2 separate regions of the Homo sapiens genome follow, and region 1 is linked to region 2. A link is a loop called in an ENCODE intact Hi-C map of the cell type or tissue named here. Cell type or tissue: GM12878. All regions are shown on one strand. Each heading gives the region's core, and the rest is flanking DNA. Links, peaks and the distances in the headings are about the cores only.

What was found. Peaks named below come from ENCODE experiments on the same cell type or tissue, not always from the same donor. Only the 100,000 strongest peaks of a DNase experiment are listed, where the experiment ranks them.
Region 1: it touches region 2 in a loop (6-fold over the local background); 1 of 110 quality-filtered maps calls a loop at or near these places.

The regions. Positions count from the first base shown.
Region 1 is chr12:39,833,258-39,838,645 of GRCh38, forward strand. All of the region lies in intron 6 of SLC2A13 (solute carrier family 2 member 13), which reads right to left. It also overlaps a transcript of REDIC1 not described here. Among named protein-coding and RNA genes, the nearest start is that of REDIC1, 210 kb to the left of the region's middle. In GM12878, for the core only: no CTCF peak of the experiment used is centred there; a DNase peak (open chromatin) is centred at 2,703.
Region 2 is chr12:39,785,297-39,790,684 of GRCh38, forward strand. All of the region lies in intron 7 of SLC2A13 (solute carrier family 2 member 13), which reads right to left. It also overlaps a transcript of REDIC1 not described here. Among named protein-coding and RNA genes, the nearest start is that of REDIC1, 160 kb to the left of the region's middle. In GM12878, for the core only: no CTCF peak of the experiment used is centred there; no DNase peak of the experiment used is centred there.

The DNA of each region.
Region 1 (5,388 bases), core at 114-5,113, 48 kb after region 2:
TGAAAATATTTCCTATCTGGCCCTTTTAAAGTTTGCTGATCCCTAATCTAGAACACCTATATAGATCCCCTGTGGAGATATTTCGCCCTTTTTTTAAATTCCCTAACTTCCTTACTCCAAGAACAACTGCTCTGCTACCTCAAAGAGACCTTCAACATTCATTCCCCACTGATCTCTCACTCACTCCATGGCTCTGCTTCCCTCTCTATGGAACCTTCATGTGAATCCTTCTAACCACTCTCACCAGATCCTCAATGTCTTCATATTTAGGTTTCTCTATTAAAGCCACCCTGCAGAACTTCATGTTTGGCTCTTTCTGAACACTTTTCAACCTCTAGACTATTCTGTACTGGCAGAGAAATAACACAACCAGGCATATTGATACAAATACACATTCAAAGTTTTCAACCTTGGCTGGATACTCACTGTTGCCAGGAAACTTTTCCTGTCCCCAATAATAGATAGATTTCCCAAACACCCACAATTCTCTTCAAATCTCAATCCTTATTCCTCCACAAATTTCTTAGAAGATGGCCTTGTCTTTGTTGGGGCTCAGAACATGCTGCTCCATAATATGGCACCTTGGAGCTCACACCCTAATCTTTTCCACACTTTTGCCTCTGAAGCATGGTCATAAAAAAAAAAAAAAAAAAAAAATCTCTGACCTACATCCTCCGAAAGTAGGTCGTAAGACCCTCAGTCTATAGGGTTCCTTCTCTATATCCAGAGGCCAAGAAGAATCTGAACAAACAGGCCTCACTGAGTTCTTCCCAGGTTATTACTATTAGATCGTACCCTTTTGTTCTCCACTCTTATTTCCAACAACTGTTCATAAAAATATATAGTTTTCCCTGGGTGCAATCTTCATGCCTGAAGGCTGTGTCACATAAAACTTTGGTTAAATACATTTGTTATGCTTTTCTCTTGTTAATCTCTCTTTTGTTACAGTAATGCCCATTATGACTCTTGAGATAGGTCAAAAAAAGATATTATTTTTTCTCCCTTACATCTTCTCAGCAAAAAACTGAAGGGACTAGGCATGAATTTTCTCACATTTAAACTCAGAAACAAAGATTTCTACATCCATATCTGTCCTCACCTCTTTTCCTCCAGGCTCTGAAAACAAGTGTTCCAAGTCATGGACCAAACTTTTAATTTCATTTCTCTGGCCATAACCAGGACCAACACCAAGTCTCACTAGTTATTTTCTTCCCTTTATCCTTTCAAATCTCTCCCAAAACATACTCCATAGTGTATGTGCAGGCGTAAAGCCTTTCTTTTATTAAAAAAGCATGAAAAACTATTCCTTCTGCTACTCCATACTGCCCCTCCATACCATTTCGTTCAGGGAAAGGAGGTCAAGTATCAAAAAGTGTTCAATTTCCTTTCCATTCCAAGGAGTGGGGCTCGGTGTGGGAACTGTATTTGTGCTAATCTGGACTAAGCCCTTATCTGCCTCTGTCTTCTGGAGGAAAGACAAGATTTCCTACCACTCTTTCATCCTTGACCTGGAATTGTTTTTTCATCATATAGACTATTTTATGGCAAAATTCTTCCAAATATTACAAGATTCCCAACTTCAACTTGACATTTAGAAGGTGGCACAAAACTTTAAATATCCTGGGGAATCTGCTAATTGACCTTTTACAGAGAGCATGTATTATAACGACAGCTTTAACAATGGCATTTTTAAAAAGGAACAACTTCTAGGAATGGCTATTACATTTTTCACTCAAGATTTGCTCTTTAAGCCTTTCTTGAACGTGGCCTGATGAATTTCGGTAAGGTTTTCTAAATATAAAAACTGAGAATTTAAATACATTGGCACAAAGTCAATGCTCATAAGAATACTCTAAGCATAGACTAAAATCTTTTCTTTTGGTCTATTTTGGTGAAAAGCAGATATTAGGCCTATTTGTCCCCTTCCACAGTGTGACCTGGACTAAGGTCTAAATTCTAGACTTCAAAGTTTTCTATCTCAAGAGCACACATTGTCTAACAATCCACCCAGTTCTAAGATTGTACATGAAAGAAAAAGACAGAAATACCTATGATCTAACCCTAAATTCACACAAACCTTAACAGTGTAAAAACCTATTAGAATGCTGCAACTTCTCACAAACATTTACTCTTACATACTAATTTCAAGGGCAGAAATTATAGGTATGCTCTACATTAAGAAACTTTACATTTATAAGAGAAATGAATATGAAGATATTTACATAAGGACTATGCTTTATAAAAGGAATTGCGGAATGAATTAAATAAAATGGAGTTCTCCTTATTGATACACAGTTTAAATTTCAGGCTAATCCACATTTAGTAAAGCTGATGGAGATGGCCCTCATTGTAACATACAATGCTCTTTACTGACTGGTAAGCAAAATAGATTCTGAGCACCCAAGGGATAAGGCCATGCTTACCAACTCTGTATCTGTAGAACAGCATGCAGCCCCCTGCAGGGTGGATCACCAATATATATTTATTGAATTAACCAATGCACAACAGCTCTAGAAATCAAGGCATTCTTGTAGGTTCATATGCTAGTTTGTACTTGGTTTATGGAAAATAATTTTAGGGGGTAGATGAATTGACGTAAATATATTAGTCATTTTCAGAATGAAATAAAAAGAAGGCAAAACCAATTGTCAAAGGGTATTTTAAGCTGAGCCTGGTTTTTAAATTGCCACGTGGTGAAAGCCACAAATATTTGATTAACACCCAAAATGGAATTGGTTAGTAATTTTGATAACTCACTTTCAGAAAGCAACAACAGCAGCAAGGGCCAGTTTCGTTGAGGCCCACACAGAAAAGCCAGAGAAAGAAAGAGCTCTCTTTGAAATCACAGCCTGCAAAATTTCATAGTAAAAGGACATTACAATATTTAGAGAGTTTGTAGTAAATAAGTGTGCCTGGAATTCAGACTATTTTTCTCAATTGTAGACACCTTTCCCTTGGGGAAATTAGACAATAGCCAATGATGCTCCTCTACTGTGGGATGTGAGTGCTGGGGGAACTGAATGCAGATATATTAGAAACTCAAATAGAGGAAATTAGAGTCCAGGCAAGTACAGTTAGAACCAAATGGTTCTTTTCTTACTAGCTGCAGAGAAGAAATATTTAACTTTTCAATCTCTAGCCTTTCTTTTCAGAAAGGGAGAAAATCGGCATAAGACAGGGATGCCCTCTCTCACCACTCCTATTCAACATAGTGTTGGAAGTTCTGGCCAGGGCAATTAGGCAGGAGAAGGAAATAAAGGGTATTCAATTAGGAAAAGAGGAAGTCAAATTGTCCCTGTTTGCAGACGATATGATTGTATATCTAGAAAACCCCATTGTCTCAGCCCAAAATCTCCTTAAGCTGATAAGCAACTTCAGCAAAGTCTCAGGATACAAAATCAATGTACAAAAATCACAAGCATTCTTATACACCAACAACAGACAAACAGAGAGCCAAATCATGAGTGAACTCCCATTCACAATTGCTTCAAAGAGAATAAAATACCTAGGAATCCAACTTACAAGGGATGTGAAGCACCTCTTCAAGGAGAACTACAAACCACTGCTCAAGGAAATAAAAGAGGATACAAACAAATGGAAGAACATTCCATGCTCATGGGTAGGAAGAATCAATATCGTGAAAATGGCCATACTGCCCAAGGTAATTTACAGATTCAATGCCATCCCCATCAAGCTACCAATGACTTTCTTCACAGAATTGGAAAAAACTACTTTAAAGTTCATATGGAACCAAAAAAGAGCCCGCATCGCCAAGTCAATCCTAAGCCAAAAGAACAAAGCTGGAGGCATCACACTACCTGACTTCAAACTATACTACAAGGCTACAGTAACCAAAACAGCATGGTACTGGTACCAAAACAGAGATATAGATCAATGGAACAGAACAGAGCCCTCAGAAATAATGCCACATACCTACAACTATCTGATCTTTGAGAAAGCTGAGAAAAACAAGCAATGGGGAAAGGATTCCCTATTTAATAAATGGTGCTGGGAAAACTGGCTAGCCATATGTAGGAAGCTGAAACTGGATCCCTTCCTTACACCTTATACAAAAATCAATTCAAGATGGATTAAAGACTTAAACGTTAGACCTAAAACCATAAAAACCCTAGAAGAAAACCTAGGCATTACCATTCAGGACATAGGCATGGGCAAGGACTTCATGTCCAAAACACCAAAAGCAATGGCAACAAAAGACAAAATTGACAAATGGGATCTAATTAAACTAAAGAGCTTCTGCACAGCAAAAGAAACTACCATCAGAGTGAACAGGCAACCTACAAAATGGGAGAAAATTTTCACAACCTACTCATCTGACAAAGGGCTAATATCCAGAATCTACAATGAACTCCAACAAATTTACAAGAAAAAAACAAACAACCCCATCAAAAAGTGGGCGAAGGACATGAACAGACACTTCTCAAAAGAAGACATTTATACAACCAAAAAACACATGAAAAAATGCTCATCATCACTGGCCATCAGAGAAATGCAAATCAAAACCACTCTGAGATACCATCTCACACCAGTTAGAATGGCAATCATTAAAAAGTCAGGAAACAACAGGTGCTGGAGAGGATGTGGAGAAATAGAAACACTTTTACACTGTTGGTGGGACTGTAAACTAGTTCAACCATTGTGGAAGTCAGTGTGGCGATTCCTCAGGGATCTAGAACTAGAAATACCATTTGACCCAGCCATCCCATTACTGGGTATATACCCAAATGACTATAAATCATGCTGCTATAAAGACACATGCACACATATATTTATTGTGGCATTATTCACAATAGCAAAGACTTGGAACCAACCCAAATGTCCAACAATCATAGACTGGATTAAGAAAATGTGGCACATATACACCATGGAATACTACGCAGCCATAAAAAAGGATGAGTTCATGTCCTTTGTAGGGACATGGATGAAATTGGAAATCATCATTCTCAGTAAACTGTCGCAAGATCAAAAAACCAAACACCGCATATTCTCACTCGTAGGTGGGAACTGAACAATGAGATCACATGGACACAGGAAGGGGAATATCACACTCTGGGGACTGTGGTGGGGTGGGGGGAGGGGGGAGGGATAGCATTGGGAGATATACCTAATGCTAGATGACGAGTTAGTGGGTGCAGCGCACCAGCATGGCACATGTATACATATGTAACTAACCTGCACAATGTGCACATGTACCCTAAAACTTAAAGTATAATAAAAAAAAATAAATTAAAAAAAAAAAAAAGAAAGGGAGAAAATCTCTGACTTTTCAGAAAGGGGAAAAGTAAGTATTCATATATTTAGAACAAAACTGGCTCTAAAACCTAAAAATGCTTCCAATTAAAGTAAAAAAGAGCAGGACAAAAGGCT
Region 2 (5,388 bases), core at 157-5,156:
TGAAAGGGGCCAACATACAGCTCTGGCTGTGGCTTCAGAGAGTGGAAGCCCTAAGCCTTGGCAGCTTCCATGTGGCGTTGAGCCTGTGGGTGCACAGAAGTCAAGAATTGAGGTTTGGGAACTTCCACCTAGATTTCAGATGTATGGAAATGCCTGGATGCCCAGGCAAAAGTTTGCTGCAGGGGCGAGGCCCTCATGGAGAACCTCTGCTAGGGCACTGCTGAAGGGAAATGTGGGGTCAGAGCCCCCACAGAGAGTCCCTACTGGGGCACTGCCTGGTGGAGCTGTGAGAAGAGGGCCACCATCCTCCAGACCCCAGAATGGTAGATCCACCGACAGCTTGCACTATGAGCCTGGAAAAGCCACAGACACTCAACGCCAGCCCGTGAAAGCAGCCAGGAGGGAGGCTCTACCATGCAAAGACACAGGGGCGGAGCTGCCCAAGACCATGGGAACCCACCTCTTGCATCAGCATGACCTGGATGTGAGACCTGGAATCAAAGGAGATCATTTTGGAGCTTTAAAATTAGACTGCCCTGCTGGATTTTGGACTTGCATGGGGCCTATAACCACTTTGTTTTGGCCAATTTCTCCCATTTGGAATAGCTGAATTTACCCAATACCTGTATCCTCATTGTATTTAGGAAGTAACTAGCTTGCTTTAGATTTTACAGGCTCATAGGTGGAAGGGACTTGCCTCGTCTCAGATGAGACTTTGGACTGTGGACTTTTGAGTTAATGCTGAAATGAGTTAAGAATTTGCAGGACTGTTGGGAAGGCATGATTAGTTTTGAAATGTGAGGACATGAGATTTGGAGGGGCCAGGGGCGGAATGATGTGCTTTGGCTTTGTCCCCACCCAAATCTCAACTTGAGGTATATCTCCCAGAATTCCCATGTATTGTGGGAGGTACCCAGGGGGAGGTAATTGAATCATGGGGGCTGGTCTTTCCCATGCTATCCTCGTGATAGCGAATAAGTCTCATGAGATCTGATGGTTTTATCAGGGGTTTCCTCTTTGCTTCCTCCTCATTTTTCTCTTGCTGCTGCCATGTAAGAAGTGTCTTTCATCTCCCACCATGATTCTGAGGCCTCCCCAGCCATGTGGAACTGTGAGTCCAGTTAAATCTCTTTTTCTTCCCAGTTTTCAGTATGTCTTTATCAGCAGCATGAAAATGGACTAATACACCCAGAAAGCTCTCTGGGGCTGGTCATGTGTTCTAACTTATAAGGGAAGAGGGTTTCAAGGTATCTGGAGTGCATTCTAAGCAGGCCCTTGCATATAAAGCACAAGGAGAGCATGATATTCAGACTTGGGGCTCAGGATGGTCAAAGCCATCTGGCTGCCCTGACCACACCACAGAAAATCAGAGTCAGAAACTTTTAGGAATTGGGGGAACTTAGACAGACAGTATTAAATCTGGGCTCAGCCTTGGTGGGTGAATCATTCTCTGTACTATCTTTACTCAAGGGGTTAAGTGGTCTATATTTAAATCCCCTCTCTCCTGTAACAGGTGCAATGACTGTTTCCTCTGTGAGACAGAACTGATGGAATTGAGATTTTAGTAAATGACTTATTTTGAGCTAGTTCTTTGTCCACTTACCTTTGTTCTTGGCATAGCAGTCATAATAGCCAGAGGACTTTTTACATGAATCTAATCAGAGACATGGGCATATTTTCTGTGTTTTTTCTTTTTTTTAAAAAAATAATAAATAGCATTGAAGTTCTGTAATGTAGTAAAACAAGGCAGTCTACCTAGATGTTACGGTAAACCTCTGATCTATGTATCAGGAGTGACTCAATCTGGTTAAAAGTTGCAGAAAAATTTAGATGGATTTCGGTATATGGCTAGTTTTATACAAAGGTTAACACACAAGCCTTGCAGTGTAACAGACCCAGGTTTGAATTCTGGCTTCACCACTTACTACCTTCCACCAGTGGCCTCCATCAAGTTACTTAACCTACCTGAGACATGGTATTTTCATTTAAAAATGCTTAGCATGAAATGAAATTAGTATTAAAATAACAGTAATTACTGTTGTTATTATTAAAAATGCATGCATTCTGCCAGCCCCAAGGACAGAAAGGAATACTTTTTCTTCTATAAAGTTTTACACATTACAATATTCCCTGTGGATATGATGTGTTCTCTAAAGCAGAGAGAAATCCTTTATCGGGATTTCTAGGAGATTATTTTTTTCCTTCAGTTCACTTTATTTATTTATCCCAGGCATACTACTTTTCTTAATCTTTTAATCACATTTTGATATACTTTTTTGGCTTCCTCTTCAGTCCCTATTGAAACAAGTTTTCTCTTCATGCAATCATGAATAAACTTACTCATTTCTATTCAGTAATGTAAGCATTATCTTTTGTAACATTAGGATAAATTTTAGCATGCAAATGAATAAATAGCAAGGGCAAGAGACAAGATAAGGTGTCTGTTAATAAATAAATGACATGATGTTAGGTGAATGGAAACAGCTGGGAGACCTACTTTTAATTTTCTCGTTATCTAAAAATCAGAAAGGCCAAATGCATCAAGTTTACTGATAATTCACTTCTGTTTGCTAGCCATGAATCCATCATGTAAAGAGTGGTATTGATGAAAAGAGCAGTATTGTCACCTACAAAATGTACTTGGTACTAATGTAATATATGGTACTGCCAATTCTATCATAGAAATTTGGCCAAGGAATGAGAATGTAGTAATTTATGAATTCTAGGACAATTACATAATAATACAAACAATATTCTATTACTCATACTTGTTGTGGGGTATATAAACAAAAATTATTTTACCTCTAGGAAACTTATGTACTGTTGTTCACCTTTATATGTGAGGGATACATTCCAAGATCCTCATACCTAGTACCAAACCCTATAGATGCTGTGTCATTTTCCTACATTTATAAACCTATGAATATGTTTATAAGTTAGGCACAGTAAGAGATTAACAATAATAACTAATAATAAAATAAAAAACAATTATAACAGTATGCCAGTATCACTACTCTTGTGCTTTGGGGCCATTATTAAGTAACAAATAAGGGTTACTTGAACACAGTGCAATAGTGCAACAGGAAATCTGATAACTGAGAAGACTACTAAATGATTAAGGTGCAGCTAGCTGAGACAGCATGGATATACTGGACAAAGGGATGATTCACATCCCAGGTGGGACTGAGAAGATGATTTCATCACACTACTCAATGGTACACAATTTAAAACTTATAATTGTTTATTTCTGAAATTGCCCGTTTAATATTTTTGGACTATGTTTGACTGCAGGAAACTGAAACTGTGGAACGAGAAACCATGGATAAGGGAGGACTACAGTACATCAAATGGACCAATCATGGCTTTCTGCAGGTGTGAAAACTTTAGGAATCATCTAAAATTTTCCTAAAATATCCAAGCTTGCATGTTCAGGTCTGTAGTAATATAATGATGCTGATATTTTGATAGGCACAATTAACAGAATGCTGATTTGTATTAGAAAGTAGCTCAACAATCGAAGTTGCCCTGCAATCTAAATTTCCAGACTCAAACTTCAACTACTCATCTACATGTAGCCATCTTATCACCATAAAATAAATATTTTGGTATGCCTCCTTAGAGTTCTTTTCTAATACGTATTTAAAAATCTACTGTGTGTGTGTGCGCAAACAAAATCGGATTGATGCCATAGTTGTTTTGTAGTTTGTTTTAACTTATTAAAGTCTGTTATACATACAAAGAAGTTATCTATGTACACTTTAAAGAATGATAATAAGATAATCACTGATTTACTCACCAATCAGCTTATTAACTATATCATTATCAGATTTTAGAAGCTCTCTGTGAACCACTTTCTGATAGGATCCCTCCCTTGGCCCCAGAGATAATTACCATCATGAGTTCTGTGTTATTTATATCCTTGTTTTTCTGTATAGGATATTTTCTACGCATGTACTCCTAAAAATACATATCACTTGGTTGTGCCTGTTTTTGAACTTAATGGATTATTATATGATTTATTTTATTACTTGTTTAATTTCTTAATATTATGCTTTTGAAATTCATTCAGGTAGATGCCTTTAGCTACAGTTTATTTTGAGTGCATCATGATATACACTTTATGAAAATACATCAGTTTATCCCTGATGTATACATCCCCCTACTCATTTCCAGTTTTTAAAATTACAAATAATGCTGCTATGCACATATTTTTAACATATCTCCAGGTACATGTGTGCAAGGGTTTCTCTAATAAATATGGGAAAACAGAATAAATAGAATTGCTGGATTATAGAGTATGTGCACACAGTCAATTTTATAGATAATACAAACTGTGTCGTAAGAAGTTGAAACCATTAAGATTCTCACTAGCAGTAGAAGACAGAGAACTCTATACTACAACCTAGCCAACATTTCTTTTTTAAGTATCCATTAACCTAGTTGATAAAAATGGTATGCCAATATCGTTCTAAATTGCATTTTATTGATTAATTAAGAGCTTGAGCCCCCATTTCACATATTTATTGGCCATTTGGGTATCTGCTTTTATAGAGTGTCTATTCTTTCCCATTTTCCAATTGGACAGTTTGCCTATTTCTGATTGGTTCATAGGAACGTCCAGATATATTATAAATCAGGATATCTTTAATATACAACATGAGCCACAAATATAATTTTAAATTTTCTAGTAGCCACATTCAAAAAGTAAAAGGAAACAGGTGAAGTTAATTTTAGTAATATATTTTATTTAACCCAATATATCCTAAATATTTTAATTTCAATATATATTCAATATAGAAATTATTAAGATTCTGTGCATTCTTTTGTGTTCTTTTTTTTTTTTGACAGACTAAGGTTAATTTATCATTGAAGAAAGAATTTTTTATTAGTATAGCCTAAGTGTACAGTGTTTTTTTTTTCTTCTTCTTCTTTTTTTATTATACTTTAAGTTTTAGGGTACATGTGCACATTGTGCAGGTTAGTTACATATGTATACATGTGCTGTGCTGGTGCGCTGCACCCACTAACGCGTCATCTAGCATTAGGTATATCTCCCAATGCTATCCCTCCCCCCTCCCCCCACCCCACCACAGTCCCCAGAGTGTGATATTCCCTTCCTGTGTCCATGTGATCTCATTGTTCAATTCCCACCTATGAGTGAGAATATGCGGTGTTTGGTTTTTTGTTCTTGTGATAGTTTGCTGAGAATGATGGTTTCCAATTTCATCCATGTCCCTACAAAGGACATGAACTCATCCTTTTTTATGGCTGCATAGTATTCCATGGTGTATATGTGCCACATTTTCTTAATCCAGTCTATGATTGTTGGACATTTGGGTTGGTTCCAAGTCTTTGCTATTGTGAATAATGCCGCAATAAACATACGTG